Linked DNA regions of Homo sapiens: region 1 is linked to region 2. Evidence: chromatin loops called from intact Hi-C (ENCODE). Cell type or tissue: B cell. All regions are shown on one strand. Links, peaks and the distances in the headings refer to the core of each region. The heading gives the core; the rest is flanking DNA. Region 1 has its middle 98 kb from the start of UST. Region 2 has its middle 46 kb from the start of UST.

Evidence for each region. Hi-C counts contacts between places; a loop is a spot of excess contacts. Peaks named below come from ENCODE experiments on the same cell type or tissue, not always from the same donor. Only the 100,000 strongest peaks of a DNase experiment are listed, where the experiment ranks them.
Region 1: a loop joins it to region 2, with 2.5 times the contacts of the local background. A loop is called at or near these places in 2 of 110 quality-filtered maps.

The regions. Positions count from the first base shown.
Region 1 is chr6:148,647,324-148,651,721 of GRCh38, forward strand. It overlaps the pseudogene RPSAP40. Among named protein-coding and RNA genes, the nearest start is that of UST, 98 kb to the right of the region's middle. In B cell, for the core only: no CTCF peak of the experiment used is centred there; a DNase peak (open chromatin) is centred at 2,318; H3K4me3 peaks cover 804 bases; H3K27ac peaks cover 938 bases.
Region 2 is chr6:148,698,808-148,703,205 of GRCh38, forward strand. No RefSeq gene overlaps it. Among named protein-coding and RNA genes, the nearest start is that of UST, 46 kb to the right of the region's middle. In B cell, for the core only: no CTCF peak of the experiment used is centred there; a DNase peak (open chromatin) is centred at 2,184; H3K4me3 peaks cover 1,106 bases; H3K27ac peaks cover 688 bases.

The DNA of each region.
Region 1 (4,398 bases), core at 308-4,307, 51 kb before region 2:
CATCTATCTTATGTGCTTATTTTCCTTCTCTATATCTTATTTGATTAAGTTTCTGTTTAAATCTTTTGCCCATTTTTATTTGGATTATTTGTCTTATTATTGAATTGTGTGAGTTATTTATATATTTCAGATACAAATTCTGTATCTGAAAATATTTGAAAATATTTTGTTAGTCTGTGGCTTACCTTTTCATATCCTTAAATTTCTTTTGAGGACCAAGAGTTTTTACTTTTGATGAAATCCAATTTTTTTTATTTTATACTTTGTACTTTTATGTCCTAATTATAAAAAGCTTTTTTTTTTTAAGAACTGATGTTTATTTTCCAACAACCTTATTTCCATTTTGCTTAGGAGCCTGTGGAAAATGGCTTAAGACCGACCACTCAGTGGTTTTTCATACCCATTCAGTGGCCCAAGCAGTGGGAGCTGTGGACCAGTCTTCCATGGCAGGCTGAGTGCTCTAGTCTTCAGTAGGGACCTGCTGAACAGACACAGGGGGCACCTGTGTGACCTGCACACCTTCAAAGCAGGCTGCAACCTCAGGCTGAGTAGCAGTACACTCAGGAGCCAGGGCAGTCCCTTCACCCTGAAATTCCTCCTTAGCCTCAGCTTTTTTAGCAGCAGCCTGCTCTTTCTTTCTAATCTCCTTGGGATCTCTGTAGACATAGAGATCAGGCACGACCTCCTATGGGTGTTCACAGGAGATGGTGCCATGCATATGCAGAACTTCCAGGCTGGCATCTTCCACATCAGACCCACTGAGTGAGTGCCCTTGTTGTTGCAGGGGATGGCAATGTCCACAGCGCAGACGAGAATCTGTGTGACCCAAAGCAATGGTAGGCAGGTTAGCATAAGACACCTCTGTGAGAGGCTGGTGGTCAGCTCTGGGATCAGTAATTGCCAAGAGCCATGGCTCCCAGAAGGCTGCCTGGGTCTGGTTAGTGAAAGTTTCAAGAGTGAAACAATGAAACAGCCAGCAATAGGAGTGACTCCAGTGGCAGCAGCAAACTTCAGCACAGCCCACTGGCCAGTATTCTGGAGGGCGTGACACTGACATCAGCACAGTTTTCAATGGCAACAATGGCGCCAGCTGCCAGAAGAAGCTTCTCCCAGGTCCTGTTCAGATTTAGGAAGCAGATGCTTTCACTTTTCCTTTTATAGGTGTACTGTTCCATTTGGAAGTCGAGGTTGATGCCACCTAATTGGGTCCCTGCTGCAAGAAACTTGAGGACATCCTCCTCCTTCATTTGCAGGATATCAAGGGCTCCAGACGTTGTGAAAGTTTCCCTTGAAGTTACAATGGAATCCAGAACAATGCCATATGGACCCTCCTCTGGGTATCCAGAAAGCCTAATTATGAAAACTTTAGCTAACTTGTGACTGCTTGGATTTTCTCTGATGTCTTCTAGAAGTTTTATGCTGTTGACTCTTACCTTAAGGTCTTTATCTATTTTGAATCAATTTTTCTTTATGGTGTGAGGTAAGAAACAAGGGTAATTTTTTAGCATATAAATATCCAGTTGTTCCAGCACCAACTGTTGAAACAATTATCCTTTCCCCCATTAAATTCCCTTGGTATCTTTGTCAAGAATCTATTGACAGTGATTGCTAACAGATTTCCAGAAAGAAGAAGTGAGAAGCACAGCAGCCTACTAAGCATAACAATCGTTTTACTAAAAAAGAAGTTAAAGAAAATAGTTTTTTTTAAGTTTCTGCACATTGTTCTGAGGGCATACAGAAAATGAAGAAATATTTATTCCAGAAAATTTACTAAATCCTTGGTAACAGCATAGTCTGTATTGATAAAAGAAAAGCTTTAGCCGAATTAAATTTAAAGGAGTTTAATTGAGCAATGAATGATTTTCAAATTGGGCAGCCCACAGAATTAGAGCAAATTCACAGAGACTCCAGCACAGCCATGTAGTGGAAGAATATTTATAGACAAAAAGGGGAAATAATGTACAGAAATTGGAAGTGAGGTACAGAACGACTGGATTGGTTCCAAGTTTGTGTTTGCCTTATTTGAACACAGCTTGAACATTCAGCAGTGTATAAATGGTCGAAGTACAGCCACTGGGATTGGCCAAGACTCAGCTATTGCTCCAGGTGCATACTCCTAAGTTAGGTTTTCAATCTTGTCTGCCTACTAAACTAGGTTGCAGTTTGTTCACAAGGACTCAAATACAGAAGTACAGAGTCCTCCTCAGGCCATATTTAGTTGACTTTAACAGTGTCCTCTGAGCCATGACTGCTTCCTCCCTCCCCTCTCTAAGCTCTGACTTATGGAAACACTGCTCTGGGCACTCAACTTCAGGCAGTGAAGCCCAAGAATATGACACAGGGGATCCCTCTCCCTCCTGTGTCCCAGAATAGGGCTACAGCTTCACCCTGGGAATGCAGGCTGCTGCTGTTTCTCACTTCCCCTATGATGAGAAGCTTTGTTCTTATCATACATGACCTCCTGCATAAACTCTTTCATACAGAAGTTCTGATCATACATAGCCCAAAGGGCTGAGGCTCCCATCTTATACCCTACTCATAGGGTGGAAATACTATTTCAGAACCAGCAGATTGAGAATACTGGGGCTCCAGGTCCCTCCCCTGTCATTCCCAGGGCAGAGGTTCCACAAGGAGAAGGCAAGCTAAGAAGGCTGGAGATTATCATTCTCCCTCCATCCAGCATCCAATAGAGCAGGGATGTCACCAGGATAAGGAGGCTATTATCTACACCCAAGCTCCTGTGCAGTCTGCAGAGTTCCTGCCATAGGAGAGCAGTAGCCTTTATTAAGGACAAAGCTCTGTAGTCCTGCCCAAGGGAACTGACTCAATTAGGAAAATAGTGCAGAGAATTTCATGCCTAAGGGTGTTGTAGAGATAATGGAGATCTTAATTCATGGTGGACAGCAATTAAAAGGGCACTTAAATCCAGCAATCCCACTTCTAAGTATATAGCCAAAGGAATTGAAATCGGCATGTCAAAGAGACATTTGCACTCTCATTTTCATTGCAGCATTAGTCACAATAGCCAAAACATGGAATCAACCTAAGTGTCCATCAGTGGAGGAATGGAGAAAAACAGGGTACATGTACACAATGAAATACTATTCAGCCTTCAAAAAGAAGGAAATTCTGTTATTTGTGACAATATGGATGAATCTAGAGGACATTATGCCAAGAGAAATAAACCATGCACAGAAAGACAAATATTGCATGATCTCACTTATATGTGAAATCTAAAAAAGTTTAACTCAAGAAGTAGAGAATAGAATGGTGGTTTCCAGAAGATGAGGTTGCAGGAGAGTTGAGGGGAAAAGGGAAAATGTTTGTTAAAAAGTGCAAAGTGTCAATTTGTTGACGAAAAGAGTCAAACTCTAAAATATTCGAAGAGGTTAACGCTGAGCCAAATATGAGTGACCATGGCCCATGACACAGCCCTCAGGAGGTCCTGAGAACATGTGCCCAAGATGGTCAGGGCACAGCTTGGTTTTATACATTTTAGGGAGGCATGAGACATCAATCAAATACATTTAAGAAATGCATTAAGATTTGGTTCAGAAAGGCAGGACAACTTGAAGCGTGGCTTCCAGGCTATAGGTAAATTTAAAAATTTTCTGGTTGACAAATGGTTGAGTTTGTCTATGGACTGATTAAAGAAAAACTTCAGCTGACTTCAATTTAAAGGAGTTTAATTGCAAATAAACATATTAAACTCCTTTAAATTGAATTCGGCTGAAGTTTTTCTTTTATCAGATGGTGTCAGAAGCAGGATCTGAAGTGGAGCTTCTAGCCACCCCCAGGAGTGCTGAGTGAACATGCAGGCTACTGCAGAACCCACTTGTGTCCACTGATCTCTCACAGCAGCTGGGAATTGTGGGTAAGCTCCCTCTTGGATTTTGGAGCTCCAGGGATTTGTGTTTTGAGCTCTCTGAGTTTCTTTGAGCAAATTTCTCATCCAAACTGGGTTTGGAAGTCATGACAGAAACTGGACTAGGTCCAGGATGGGATTTGATCTGGAAGTTAACTGGCTTGGATCCAGTTAGACGTCTCTTACATCTGACTGGGTCAGAAAAGAACTGGTAGTAAGCAGTAATATTGCAGGGGTTATAAAACTTGGCTTTTAAAATTCATGGAGCTTTTTGTGTTCTACCCTTTTGTTTCATTTTTCTTGCACACCTAGGTAGGAGGAATCATTGTCTAAGTTAATCAAGAGAATCTGAGAGTAAAGCCAATATTTTAGGTTAAAATGGGATTCTTAATTTCTGGAAAACTGAGCTCCTTTTGGCTTATGCATTAGGCCTGGGAGGCAGCAAAGTCTGGCAGAAATGTCAAAATCTTACTAAAGATAACTTACAATGGAATGTTCCAAATGAAAAACAATGCACTGAAGTGCATTAAAAG
Region 2 (4,398 bases), core at 230-4,229:
AGCTGCTGGCCCAGGTGGTAAGCCCCTCACTGCCCGGGACTGGCGGGGCCGGCAGGCCACTCCGAGTGGGGGGCCCTCCGAGCCCACGCCCACCCGGAACTGGCGCTGGCCCCGCAAGCACAGCATGCAGCCCCGGTTGCCACCCGCGCCTCTCCCTCCACACCTCACGGCAAGCTGAGGGAACTGGCTCTGGCCTTGGCCAGCCCAGAAAGGGGCTCCCACAGCGCAGCGGCAGGCTGAAGGGCTCCTCAAGTGCAGCCAGAGCGGGCGCCAAGGCCGAGGAGGCACCGAGAGCAAGCGAGGGCTATGAGGGCTGCCAGCATGCTGTCACCTCTCAACACTGCTGCAGTTTCCTCCCAGGCCCACCTCTATTTAGGGTCAGGCTGGCTGGAGAGGATTCACCTCTCAGCCTTGCTTCAGAGCCTCCTTGGCTTCCTCTGGAGCACTTCCTGGAAGATCTACTGCAGACCCTGCTAGGGCATGGGAGAATATCTGGACTTCTTGGGCACCACGCATGGGCTCAGGGTGAAAGGGGTGGGTTGGAGAGGTATTTCTTAAGCAGTTAAATCCATGATCTACTGCTCTTCTTTTTTTGACCCTTCAGTTACTTTGTTCACTTCTCTAAAGGATTTACATATTTTGAGTTGTTTTTTTTTTTTTCAAAGACAGGGTCTTGCTCTTTTTTTTCAAAGGCAAGGCCTATCTCCAGGCTAGAGTGCGGGTGGTGCGATCATAGCTCACTGCAGCCTCGAACTCCTGGGCTCATGGGCTCAAGTGATCCTCCTGCTTCAGCCTCCTGAGCAGCTGGGATTATAGGCATGTGCCATTGCATCTGGCTAATTTTTTTTAAAGTTTTTTGTAGAAATGAGGGGTCTCACTTTGTTGTCTAGACTGGTCTCAAACTTCTGGCTTCCAAGGATCCTCCCCTGGCTTCCAAGGATCCTCCCCTATGTTAACTCTCTTCATCTTCACAGCAACCTTATAGAGTACATGCTATTAACACCCTGAGGTTATGGATGAAGAAACAGGTGCAGCGAATGGGTGATTTGCCTAAGGTTGGGCAACAAATCAGAAACAGGTAGGATTTGAGCCCAGGAATCCTGGTATCAGAGTCTGTACTCAGAAATGCTAGGCAGAGAGAAAATTCTTGAACTTTGAGAGTAGGCTGTTAAAATGTGATTATTCAACAAGAAATTTCTCTTCTAAATAAATTATTTAGATGTTAAAAATTCTTCTGACATGAGCAAATACTCTTGACAATAGTTCAGAGAATCTAGGTCAGACCTTTTACTCTGCTAACCTAGTTCTTCACTAAAAAGCAACATCTACTACCGTTATTACCAATAATTAAAATAATAATGGCAATGACTTCATGGACCTGCTGCTTATAAACTTCACTGATATGATAGTATAGTAAATATAATTTGTTCAGAATTAGGAGGCTGACCTCTAGTGTCATGATTTTAATTAGCTGGATGTTAATAAATATTGGGATAGTTTTTAGTGCTGTAAGTTTTTTTTTTTTAATAAAAAGTCTTCTCCTTGAATACTTGTGATTTTTTTCATTCTTTTTTCTTTTCTTCCCTTAAGAAAGCAAATATTTATTTCACATACAGAGAAATTAGTCACTCTGTTTTCATTGTTCCTTTATTTTTACATCTCTAATTTAATCTTGTATTAATTCCCAAAAGCAATTGTGCAATTTTGGGTTTTTCTGAAATACGTCTCATTCATTCCCTAAAGCTTTGGAAATGCTCCATGGTGCTCCTTTCCCCAAGCCTTTTTGCATTTTAAAAAATTCCCTTTCTGTTTTAGAGCCAAACTTTGCCCTTGTCCCAAACTTCTATATTTTAAAAATACTCTTGTCTTATTTTCTAATGATTGGGTGAATTTCATTTCTACCACTTTTCTATTTTTTTTTCCCTGGATTGTTTTGGTGATTCAATTTCTGGGCTCCAAATATATAGTTGCCAGATTTTTACTGCTATTGGCCATAAAATCCTGCCCAGTCACTGGGCTGTAAAAAAGCAGATGCAAAATTGCTCCTACTGTCGGCTGCCAGCTGTGTAGTCCCGCAGCCAGAGGCAGAGAGGCCGTATTCCCCCCACTTTCCTTAGATTCAGGAGCCTGTTCAATACGCATTGCCTATGTCACGACCTGCATAGCTGCCTGTCAGTAACCGCCTAGGGCTCTTATTTGTGTAAATAAGTTAGTTTCATTTTCATTTTGTTTGAACTTCCACATTGCCACTACATAGAGAATGTTTTCTTTATCTTTTCCTACTGAGTTGTAAATAATTGTTACCCTAATCTTGCAGATACAATGATGCTGCCTTGATTCTGGTGTGTTAGGTTCAGTTCACAGGAGCTACTCTCCTTTTCAAAGCAAGCAGCATCAGCACACTGATTCTTGGCTGGAATTCGGAGACCCGGAGACCTGGGCAGGAGACAGAAGCAGCATTGTATGAAAGGATGAAAGAGAGACAAGAGGCAGCATCCTGGGTGTGAAACGAAAATAATATCATCTGTCTTGTCCAAATGAACTGGCAATGCAAGGGGGCCAACCATAGAAAGAATCTATGTGGTAAGCAATGGAGTAGAAACCAGATCAGATGAACGGCCAAAATGCATGTTTATTTTCTCATTGGATTCTCATGGTCTCACCTCCATGGAGAGACAGAACTAGAATTTGACCCATGCAGTGTGACCAGAGGGCCTGGACGCCAAGTCTCTGCTTGACTGCCCTGGTTTACGGTCTTTGAGAGGTTATTTTCTGCCCAAGAGCATCCATTAGTACATGGGAATCCAGACTTGGAACATGCTCTGTCTGGCTCCAGAGTCCTCTAGGTTTTCAAATATTCTACTGAGATTGAGGCAAAGGCTCAGGAAGCATCCCCTGAGCTGGAAAGGGCTGCTGTAATTGGTTTTCATAGGACACCTGTATAGTGGGCTGTTGACCCAGCTTGTACACAGTCTCAGTGAGGGTGATTTTTTTAAGGCTTATTTGTGTTTTTGCTTATATCATGGCCCTTTAGAATACTCATTTGATTGCCTTGTAGTGGTTGTTATTTTTCATTTATTTTGAGTGGGTATGTTATTTTCCTTTCTGGCTGCTTCTTTTCCTGCCATTTTGGGGTTTGACCCAATCTACTACAAAATATAGATGTTCCTAGTATTTTTTTTCATGTATTTAAGCCTCTTCTAGTGTGTTCATGTGTTTAATGTCAAAGCTTCTGTCTTACCCCAAAGTTTATATGGTTATATGATTATATCTCTCCCTTTACCCTTTCTTTGGAATCGATTTTTAAAAAATTAATAGACTTCATTTCTTTTAGCAATTTTAGGCTTACAGAAAAACTGGGCAGAAAATACAGAGCTCCTATATTCACCTTCCCCACTCCCACACACCGTTTGTGGAAAAGACTATCTTTTTTCCACTAAATTGACTTTTCTCATTCATCAAATATCAGTTGACCTTATTTGTTTGGATCTATTTCTAGGCTCTGTACTCTGCTCCACTTATCTGTCTATTCTTTCACCAATACCATGCTGTCTTGATTATTGTAGCTTTATAGTACTTCCTGGAGTTGGATAGTGTAAGGCCTCTGATTGTATTCTTTTCTTTCTTACTTAATGAAACCCAATACTGGGTTGGCTATTCTGGGTCTTTTGCCTTTCCATACAAACTTTAGAACTAGTTTGTCAAAATTAAAAAAAATTTTTAAACCTTTACTGGTATTTGGATTGTAATTTCATTTAATCTATAGATCCAGTTGGGAAGAAGGGATATTTGACAATATTAAATCTTATCCATGTCCATGGTGTATCTCTCCATTTATTCATATATTCTTTGGTTTCTTTCATCAGAGGTTTATAGCTTTTATCATATAAATCTTATACATATTTTGTTAGATTTATACCCATTTTTTGGTGTGAATGTAAATGGCATTATTTCTTAATTTCAAATTCCAGTTGTTCATTGTTGATATGTAAGAAAGCAATTAACTTTTAAATATTAATCTTGTATCTGCCAACGTTTACATAATAGCTTACTAATTCCAGAAGGGGATTTTTGTTGTTGCTGATTCTTTCGGATTTTCTACACAGACAATCATACCATCTATATACGAAGACAGCTTTATTTCTTTCTTCCCAATCTGTATGCTTTTAATTTCTTTTTCTTGTCTTATTGCACTAGTTAGGACTTCCAGCATGATCTAAAATAAGACTGGTGAGAGCAGATATCCTTGCCTTCCTAAATTAAAAGGAAAGCATCTAGTTTCTCTTCATTAAGTATGAAGTTAGCTGTAGATTTTTTGTACATGTCCTTTATCAGTTTGAGAAAGTTTCCCTCTATTCCTAGTTTGCTTGGAGTTTTTACCGTAAGTGGATGGTGGAT